Regions from separate parts of the Homo sapiens genome. Here region 1 is linked to region 2. Evidence: chromatin contacts called from ENCODE Hi-C or POLR2A ChIA-PET data. All regions are on one chromosome and are shown on one strand. The core of a region is the stretch at or near the end of the contact, and the rest is flanking DNA. Distances in the headings are between cores, read along the strand shown.

Region 1 (3,830 bases), core at 357-2,856, 48 kb after region 2:
CCCACCTCAGCCTCCCGAAGTGCTGGGATTACAGACGTGAGCCACCACGCCTGGCCAAATTTATTAATATGTTATATAATAAGTGTGCAATATAATATACTCTACATTATTAATTTATTATATAATATATTGTATAATATATACATTATTAATTTATTATATAATGTCATGACATATACTATTTATTAGATAATGAATGTGTAATATAATGGATTCTACATCATATATAATATATTACATGTGCATTACTTATATAATATGTAGCATATTATATACAATATATTATGTATTAGTAATTTATTATATAATAGAGGTGCATGTATAATACACTATACTGTATATTATTGTCTATATGTAGTTATATATAATACATCATAAATTATATGTAATAATATAAATTGCATATATTACACATAATATAGTATACATTAACTTAATATATTATAGATGCTATGCAGCAAGCAATATACTATATATCTCTATGTATCTCTCTATCTATGGCCTGGCACATTATAAGTAGGCAAAAATACTTTATGCTACTTTATGCAGTATTTAGCAAATTCAGTATCCACCAGTACCTAACATAGTTCTTGGTCCATAGTACATATTTAGAAAATGCTGTTTCGTGACACTAGCCCCAATTGCTGTGCATGACACCTCTGAAGCGTCAGGAAATGCCACCTCTCCCAACTTAACCTTCAAACCAGCACCCCGTGAAACTGCAGCTAGAAAACAACCCTGTAGTCCCAGTTCTGCCCCCTCCATGCTGAGTGACCTTGGGTTGCTCCCTTTCCCTCTTTGAGCCGCAGAGTTCTCCATCTGGAATACAGGTGTCCTTGGGCCCCGAGGTCCGCCCTGCTCTTTCCCCAGGCGCGGCCTGGACCCTGGCCGGGGGGCTCACCGATGCTGTCTGTCTGCAGGTAGCACTTGTTGCCCAGGCAGTACCGCCACAGGCCCTGGTGGGCGAAGGACCCTGACAGCCGGTACTGCATCCAGTGGTCTGTTGCCATGGCCACCACCAGGAGGATGGTCCCCACCCAGGCACAGAACAGGCCACCACCCATGAAGCTGTACATGGTGATCTGTGGGGAAGGGGAGAGATGGGATTGGGAGCTGAATTCCCGGGACTTGAAGGGAGGAACTGGGGGGAGAGAGGGCTCAGGAGTGGGATGCCAAGTGCTTGGGAGAAGGAGATGGAGACCTAGACGCCTGGGTCCTGGGCGAGGAGGGGACTGGAGCCCGGACTCCTGGGTCTGAGGGAGGAGGATGGTAGGGATCCTGGAAAGACAACAGGGAGAGCGGGGCTGGGTTCTGGGAAGAAAAGGCCGGGGGCCTGGACTTCCAGGTTCTGAGCAAGGAATAGGCTGGAGGCCTAGCTTCCTGAGTCCTAGGTGAGAAGGGGCCCAGGAGCCTGGATTCCTGGGTGGTGGGTAAGGAAGGGGCTAGGGGCTAGGGGGTAGGACACCAGGTCCTGGGAGAAGAAGGAGCTGGGACCCTAGACTCCTGGGACTTGGGGAAGAGGGGGCTACAGGTCTCACGCCTGGTGCCTACCTGAGTGGCAGAGCCTGCCCGAGCCCTCCTTCTGCCACGGCCCCTCTGTGCAGACTGAGCTGAGCCTGGTCACTGGCCTCTTTGCCCCCTTAGGTTCCCCAAATCCCTTAAGCCTCCCTACACAATGGTCCCACTACCCAGCAGCTTCCAGCAGGCAGAAATGCAGCGGTGGCAGAGGCCTCAAATGGAATTCGCTGAAGCAGGCATCCAGGGGGCTCCCCCCACCCACTCACTGACCTCTGTGACCCTCCCCGGAACCCAATACCTTGTCGCCAGCCTTGCTCAAAGCAACCCTGGCTTTGTCCGAGCTGTGTAAGCACGCACACACGCACACACACACACACACACGGGCGCGCGCACACACGCAAGATTCAGGGAGAGTCATGCGTTTATTGTTCAACCAGGGCTTTCTACCTGAAGAGCAGGCAGTGGGGTGGGGAGTCACAGGTGTCTGGGTATGTGGGGCCAATGCGGTTCTTTGTGGGGATGGACACAGGGCTGTGGCTGAGGTTGAGGATGGAGCTCTTTGGGGCTGTAGATTCAGAGGACATTAAAGATGGGCTGAGGTACACAGGCAATGAGGAGAAAGGGGTTGGTAAAGAGGGTGGGTTAGGGTTGAGGCGCAGAAGTGGAGCTGGGACTGGTGACAGGGATGGGAATGAATGGGTTTGGGAACAGGGTATTGAGAGTGGGGAAGAGAGAGGCAGGTAGGAGTGGCTTTGGGATTAGGGAGAGGATAGGGAATGGGGTTGGAGGAGCCCTGGGGGTTGAGAATGAGGTAAGGATTGTGGTTGTGGTTGGGGATGGCATTGGGAATGGGGTTGAGGCCATCAAGGAGACAGGTTTGGGTACGAGGTTTAGGATTTTCTTCTCACTTGGGATTCAGGTGACTTAGGTCAGGTTCACCAAGTGCCTCACAGGAGCTACTCCTGGGATTGTGGTTTTGGGGAGAGGGGAGGATGGAAGATGTTTCTTGGGGTTCTTCTGACAGGGCTGAGATCACTCTGGGCCCCAGGAAAACCCTCCTGGGTGACTGCAATCTCAGGTGCCTGACCCTCCAAGGTCCTAGTACTCTGTCTCCCAGTCCTCAGCAGCCAGTGGTGTTTCCAGGGGTGGCTCTGGACCTCGAGCTTCTTTCTTCCCATCCTGGGCAGGCAGTGTTGGTGGTGATGGCAGTGTCATTGGTGGGGTCCTGGGGCCAGCCCCAGGGCCCCCCGCCCGGCCCCTCTCTGGCTGCTCAGCTCTCCCAAGGCCCCGTCGATGCAGGCCTCGGCCCCAGCCTGGCCTGTGCCTGACTTCCCAGCCTCCGCGTCCCCTGGGAGGCCTCCTAACTGCCCCCGGCTGGGAGTGGCCTGCCTGGGAGCAGCAGGGGCAAGAGGGCAAGGCCTGTTGGAAGGTGTAGGCCCCCAGCAGGGCGCTGTGCAGGAGGCAGGAGAGGGTGTCCAGGCGTATGGGCACGGTGACAGAGGCCACGCTCTCCGGGAGCCCCAGGTGGGTGGGGTCTGTGGAGTTCAGGAGCAAGGGTGGAGGGGCTGGGAGAGGCGCAGGGGGCCATGGCTCGGTCCCAGATGACGGCAGGGACAGGTTGTTCCTAGAACAACAAAAAGACAGGTCAGTGGGGCTCAGCGTCTCCGTACTTTCTTGTTTCTCGCTGCCAGGCTGTCTCTGCACCTCTGCAGAAGGCAGCCATCTCTCCATCCTCAGTGCCCACCTGTGACTTCCTCCCCCGCTTCTCTCTTTTTGTTTCTAACCCGGGTCTCTCTAAAGAAACAGACAGCTCTGCCATGAACTTCGGCACCAGACAGAACTCAGTTCCAATTCCTGGTGGCCTCGCTTTTGGTGGTGTATCTTTGGACAAATCATTTTCCTATTCCGAACCTTAATTTGTTTATAGTCACAGATGGCTTTGGATGGTATCAAAGGTGCGTATGACAGCGCTGGGTCTGGTAAGTGCTAAAACAGTGGACAGCTACGATTTCTCCAGCCTTCTGGGGATCCCTGGAGTCTTCACATTTCTTGGTTTATTCTTGGAAATTTCTGTTCGATGAGTATCTGTTTCTAGCTCTTTTTTTTTTTTGAGATGGGGTTTCACTCTTGTTGCCCAGACTGGAGTGCAATGGCGCTAACTTGGCTCAACGCAACCTCTGCCTCTCGGGTTCAAGCGATTCTCCTGCCTCAGCCTGTCGAGTACCTGGGATTACAGGCACGCACCACCACGCCCGTCTAATTTTGTATTTTTAGGAGAGACAGATTTCTCCATGTTGGTCAGGCTGGTCTCG
Region 2 (3,579 bases), core at 81-2,580:
AAAAATACCCCCATCCCTGCACCCCGCCACCATGAGGTATAGGAAAATCTTTGTCCCTTTTCTAGTTTGAAGACAGTGAAGTCCTGCCTCTTTCTTGGACTAAGGACGTACCCCATACCCCTTCAGAATTTTCGAAGGACCAAAGAAAAAGTCTCCCTCCTCCTCGAGAAACAGCAAAAAAGCCCCGCGCCCTCTCACCCGGCGTGACTGTGCAGGTACGCGTGGCCACCAGGTGGCGAGCAAGGCAGGTGATGGGGACGCCGCTGAGCCGGGGGTGGGCGGGGACGGCCGCCAGCAGCACAGAGGACACTGGCCCGGCGCGGATGCCTTCGGGGAGACCCTGGAACTGCAGGGAGGCAGCAGGGGCCCCGCCGGGCCACGAGCAGCGGAAGCGGAGGCTGCGGTCCCCGGGACCCCCTTCAACTGAGCACTGTGGGGCCCCGGGGGGCAGGTCTGCGGAGAGAAGGGAGAGAATGAAGATGGAGTCCCTTTCTCATTTCTTCTCCAGCCCCGCCTCCCCGCGCGGTGACTCCACCCTTCTTCACTAGCCCCACCCCATAGGCGCTCACACTCCCCACTTTTCCTGCGATCCCGTTCCCTTTTCCCATTAACTTCCTCGCTAAGTGGGTAGCCCGCAGCCCTGCTGACTGCCCAACTTTCTTAAGAAAACTGCATCTTCACACAATGATATTTCTCTTCCCAAACGTAACTCAGCCCCTTCCTTTCCAGCTCCACCCACTTCTGCCAGGTTACTTCGCCCCCTCCTGGATTGCACTCCGAGAAGCCTCCCCTTTTCCCAGATATCTCCGCCCTTCCTTGTGGACCCCTTCCCCTTTCTAAGACAATTCTGCCCGCTTTCTAAATGACCTCGCCCCTTTCCCTGGTGACTCCGCCCCCCTTGCCAGGTAACTTCTCCCTTTGCTGATCCCACTTAAGCAAATTAGTTCTTTCCTTTTCTAACTCCCACTCTTTGCCATTTAACTCCGCTTGTCGACTTTGTCGAGTGTTCCATGCCCAGGAATGTCCGCCCTCTCAGTGCTGGGCCGGCCCGTCAGTCCTGGTCATCCCTGCCACTCTATTTGGCTCCTTCCCTTATCCTCTTTCTGGCCCCGCCTCTTATCCTAGGTGTCTCCGCCCCTCCGCGCTGGCCCGCCCCACCACGGGTATCCCAGCTCCTTCTTGGTGACCCGCCCTCCCGCTGGCCCTGCCCCACCCACCGGTATGCTGCTCCTCCTTGCTGGCCCCGCCCCTTTCCTCTAGCCCCGCCCTCGTTCTGGCCCCGCCCCTCTCCCAGGCATTCCCCTACTCCCGCTCCAGCCTCTCACCCGCCACTGTAAGGTTGAGCAGCGAGCGGCGGCGGCGGCCGGTACGCGGGTTCGCCGCCAGGCAGGCGTAGGTGCCTGCGTGGCCCGGTCCGACCGCGGGCAGCAGGAGGCGCGACCCCGCGGGCACCGCGGCCTCGGCCGGGTCCGCCAGGCTCCACGTGATGTCGGCGGGCGGCCGCGAGGCGGCGGCGCAGCGCAAGGTCACGTTACTGCCCGCGGTGACAAAGCGGGCAGGCGCGGCGTCGCGGTCCGAGGAGACCGTGATGGTCGGCGGGTCCGGGCCGTCTGGAGGGAGGAGGGGTCGGGACCGCGAGTGTCAGGGTCACCTGGGACGCCGCTAGGACTCCCGGAGACTGGGTCCCCAGCCCGCTTCTCCCCAAGGACCCCCTGTCCCCGACCCGAGGCATCCCCCACTCACAGAAGACGCTGACGTCGGCGGCAGCCTCCCTGTGGCCGAAGGGGCTGCGGACGCGGCAAGTGTACCGGGCGTGGTCGCTGCGCACAGGGCGCACGATGAGCAGCTGGTCGCCCTCTGAGCGCATCCGGGGCGTCTCGGCTCCCTCCGATTCCGCCGCCTCCAGGGCGCGTCCGTCCCGGCTCCAGCTCAGCTCCCCGCGACCTGGCCCCCACCCCAGGCAGCGCAGCCGGAGCTCGGCCGCCCCCTCCTCTGTCTCTGGAGCCTTGGGCTGAACCGACAGCTGGGGTAGGGGCTCTGGGAGAGGGAGAATGGGCTCAGGACCCACCCAGTCCTGGAGCCCATCTTTGGTCCCCTTAGAGGGAACCCCAGCCGCTGCTCCCTCTAAGCCCCTGGAGTCTCAGCCCCCATCCCTCTCCTCTCATAAACCTATGAGTTTGAGCCCCCAGACACCTCCTCTCCGGGACCCAGGAGTTCGCCAGAAGAGGCTCCTAGCCTCCTCCTCCTCCCTCAGACCTGGGAGTTCAGGCTCCCAGGAGTCTCCATCCCAGGTCCACCTTTGCTCAGACACCCCTGCCTTGACCTCTAGCTCTTTTTCTCCCTTCCTCAACCCAGAAGTCCTCTTCTCCTATCCAGGGACCCCACAGCACCGTGACTTGCCCAAAGCCTGGCAGAGCAGAGCAGCCCCTGCCGCCTGCACGCCGGACGCCAGGGCCCACTTACCATACACACCCACCGTGAACTCGTGAGTCTGCTGGGAGACCCCTGCCCGGATGACCTCAGCCGTGTAGACCCCTGCATCGTCCAGCTGGGCAGAGGCGAGCTCCAGAACCCCCCGGGCCTGGTCAAATCGCAGGTGGTCTCGGTGAGCAGGGTCCAGGCTGATCAGAGGTGCCCCTGGCCCCAGGCCCCCAGCTGCCAGCACCTTTGAGCCCCGGCGCCAGACCACCAGAGAGGTGGGGGGCCCAGGGTTGGGGATTGGGACTAGGGGGAGCCGGATGGTGGTCCCCACCAGCACAGCGAGTGGGCCCCCCACCTGCTGGGGAAAGCTTGCAGCTGAGTGGGTCTCTGCAGAAAATTTGGATTCAGGGCTCTGGGCAGAGAGTTTAAGATCCATATCATCCGGGGAGAATTTTGAATCTGGGGCCTCAACAGACAGTTTGGTATGGGAGACTTGAGTAGAAATGTTTGAAGCTGGGGTCTTAACAGTGAAGGAAGGCTTGGGGTCTTTGGCAGGAACTTGAGGATCCGAAATATCAGGAAATACTTCAGAACCAGGGGTTTCAGAGAAGGGGGAAACCGGGCTCAAATCTTGGCCCTCAGCAGAAACATTTGACCAGAAGGACCCAGACATGTTGGAACTCAGGGCCTCAGGAAACCAGCTGGAATCAGAGATTCCAGCAGAGGCTTTTGAATCCAGGAACTGATCTGGAACTTTCCAGCTGGGAGGTTTGATGGAGGGAACTTCCACACCCAGCCCCTGGGAAGAGCTCTTTGAGTCTGAAGAGAAGGCAGAGGAGAAGTTGGTTTGCTGAAGTCCAGAAGAGGCTCTGAGGGTGAGGATCCCTACCAAGGAGGCTGCAGAGAAGAGAGGAAGGCATTGGGGGAGGCTGCTGAGGGAGACTGACAGGGAAGGGACTGAGCAGGGAACTTACCCAGGAGTAGGAAGAGTGGCAGAGCCTGTGGGTTGTCCATGGTGCTGGCCTCACTGAAAGGACACTGGAGAGAGACCCAGGACTGCACCCATCCCTCCCGGGTCAGACGAGTCCAACAGGACTGGTAGCTTAGCTTCCTGGGAGGGGAAGGGAGCCAGACCCAGAGGGAGGTGCCAAGATCCTC

The links. Hi-C counts contacts between places; a loop is a spot of excess contacts on that map. ChIA-PET counts read pairs that join two places held with the same protein, here RNA polymerase II (POLR2A). Pooled maps may share reads with other maps.
Region 1: a map of prostate gland shows a loop between it and region 2 (3-fold over the local background). The contact joins the promoter of LIM2 here to the promoter of VSIG10L-AS1 in region 2. A Hi-C loop is called at or near these places in 49 of 168 maps with a recorded cell type or tissue (A673, B cell, CD4-positive, alpha-beta T cell and 37 more), 37 of 37 single-sample maps with no recorded cell type and 44 of 50 pooled maps. POLR2A ChIA-PET finds 5 or more read pairs at or near these places in 34 of 52 experiments (A549, A673, AG04450 and 26 more).

Annotation. Positions count from the first base shown.
Region 1 is chr19:51,386,368-51,390,197 of GRCh38, forward strand. LIM2 (lens intrinsic membrane protein 2) reads right to left here and starts at 1,607. Exons shown (of 5, transcript NM_001161748.2): 1 at 1,552-1,607; 2 at 902-1,082. The coding sequence starts at 1,076. It overlaps C19orf84 (chromosome 19 open reading frame 84), which reads right to left. Exons shown (of 2, transcript NM_001193623.2): 2 at 1,922-3,142. The coding sequence ends at 2,617. It overlaps LIM2-AS1 (LIM2 and SIGLEC10 antisense RNA 1), which reads left to right and starts at 741. Exons shown (of 2, transcript XR_002958397.2): 1 at 741-830; 2 at 921-1,004.
Region 2 is chr19:51,338,690-51,342,268 of GRCh38, forward strand. VSIG10L-AS1 (VSIG10L antisense RNA 1) reads left to right here and starts at 1,331. Exons shown (of 5, transcript NR_186316.1): 1 at 1,331-2,028; 2 at 2,377-2,485; 3 at 3,161-3,296. VSIG10L (V-set and immunoglobulin domain containing 10 like) reads right to left here and starts at 3,450. Exons shown (of 10, transcript NM_001163922.3): 1 at 3,396-3,450; 2 at 2,464-3,318; 3 at 1,744-2,037; 4 at 1,326-1,610; 5 at 199-453. The coding sequence starts at 3,435. RefSeq lists silencers at 225-564, 1,215-1,484.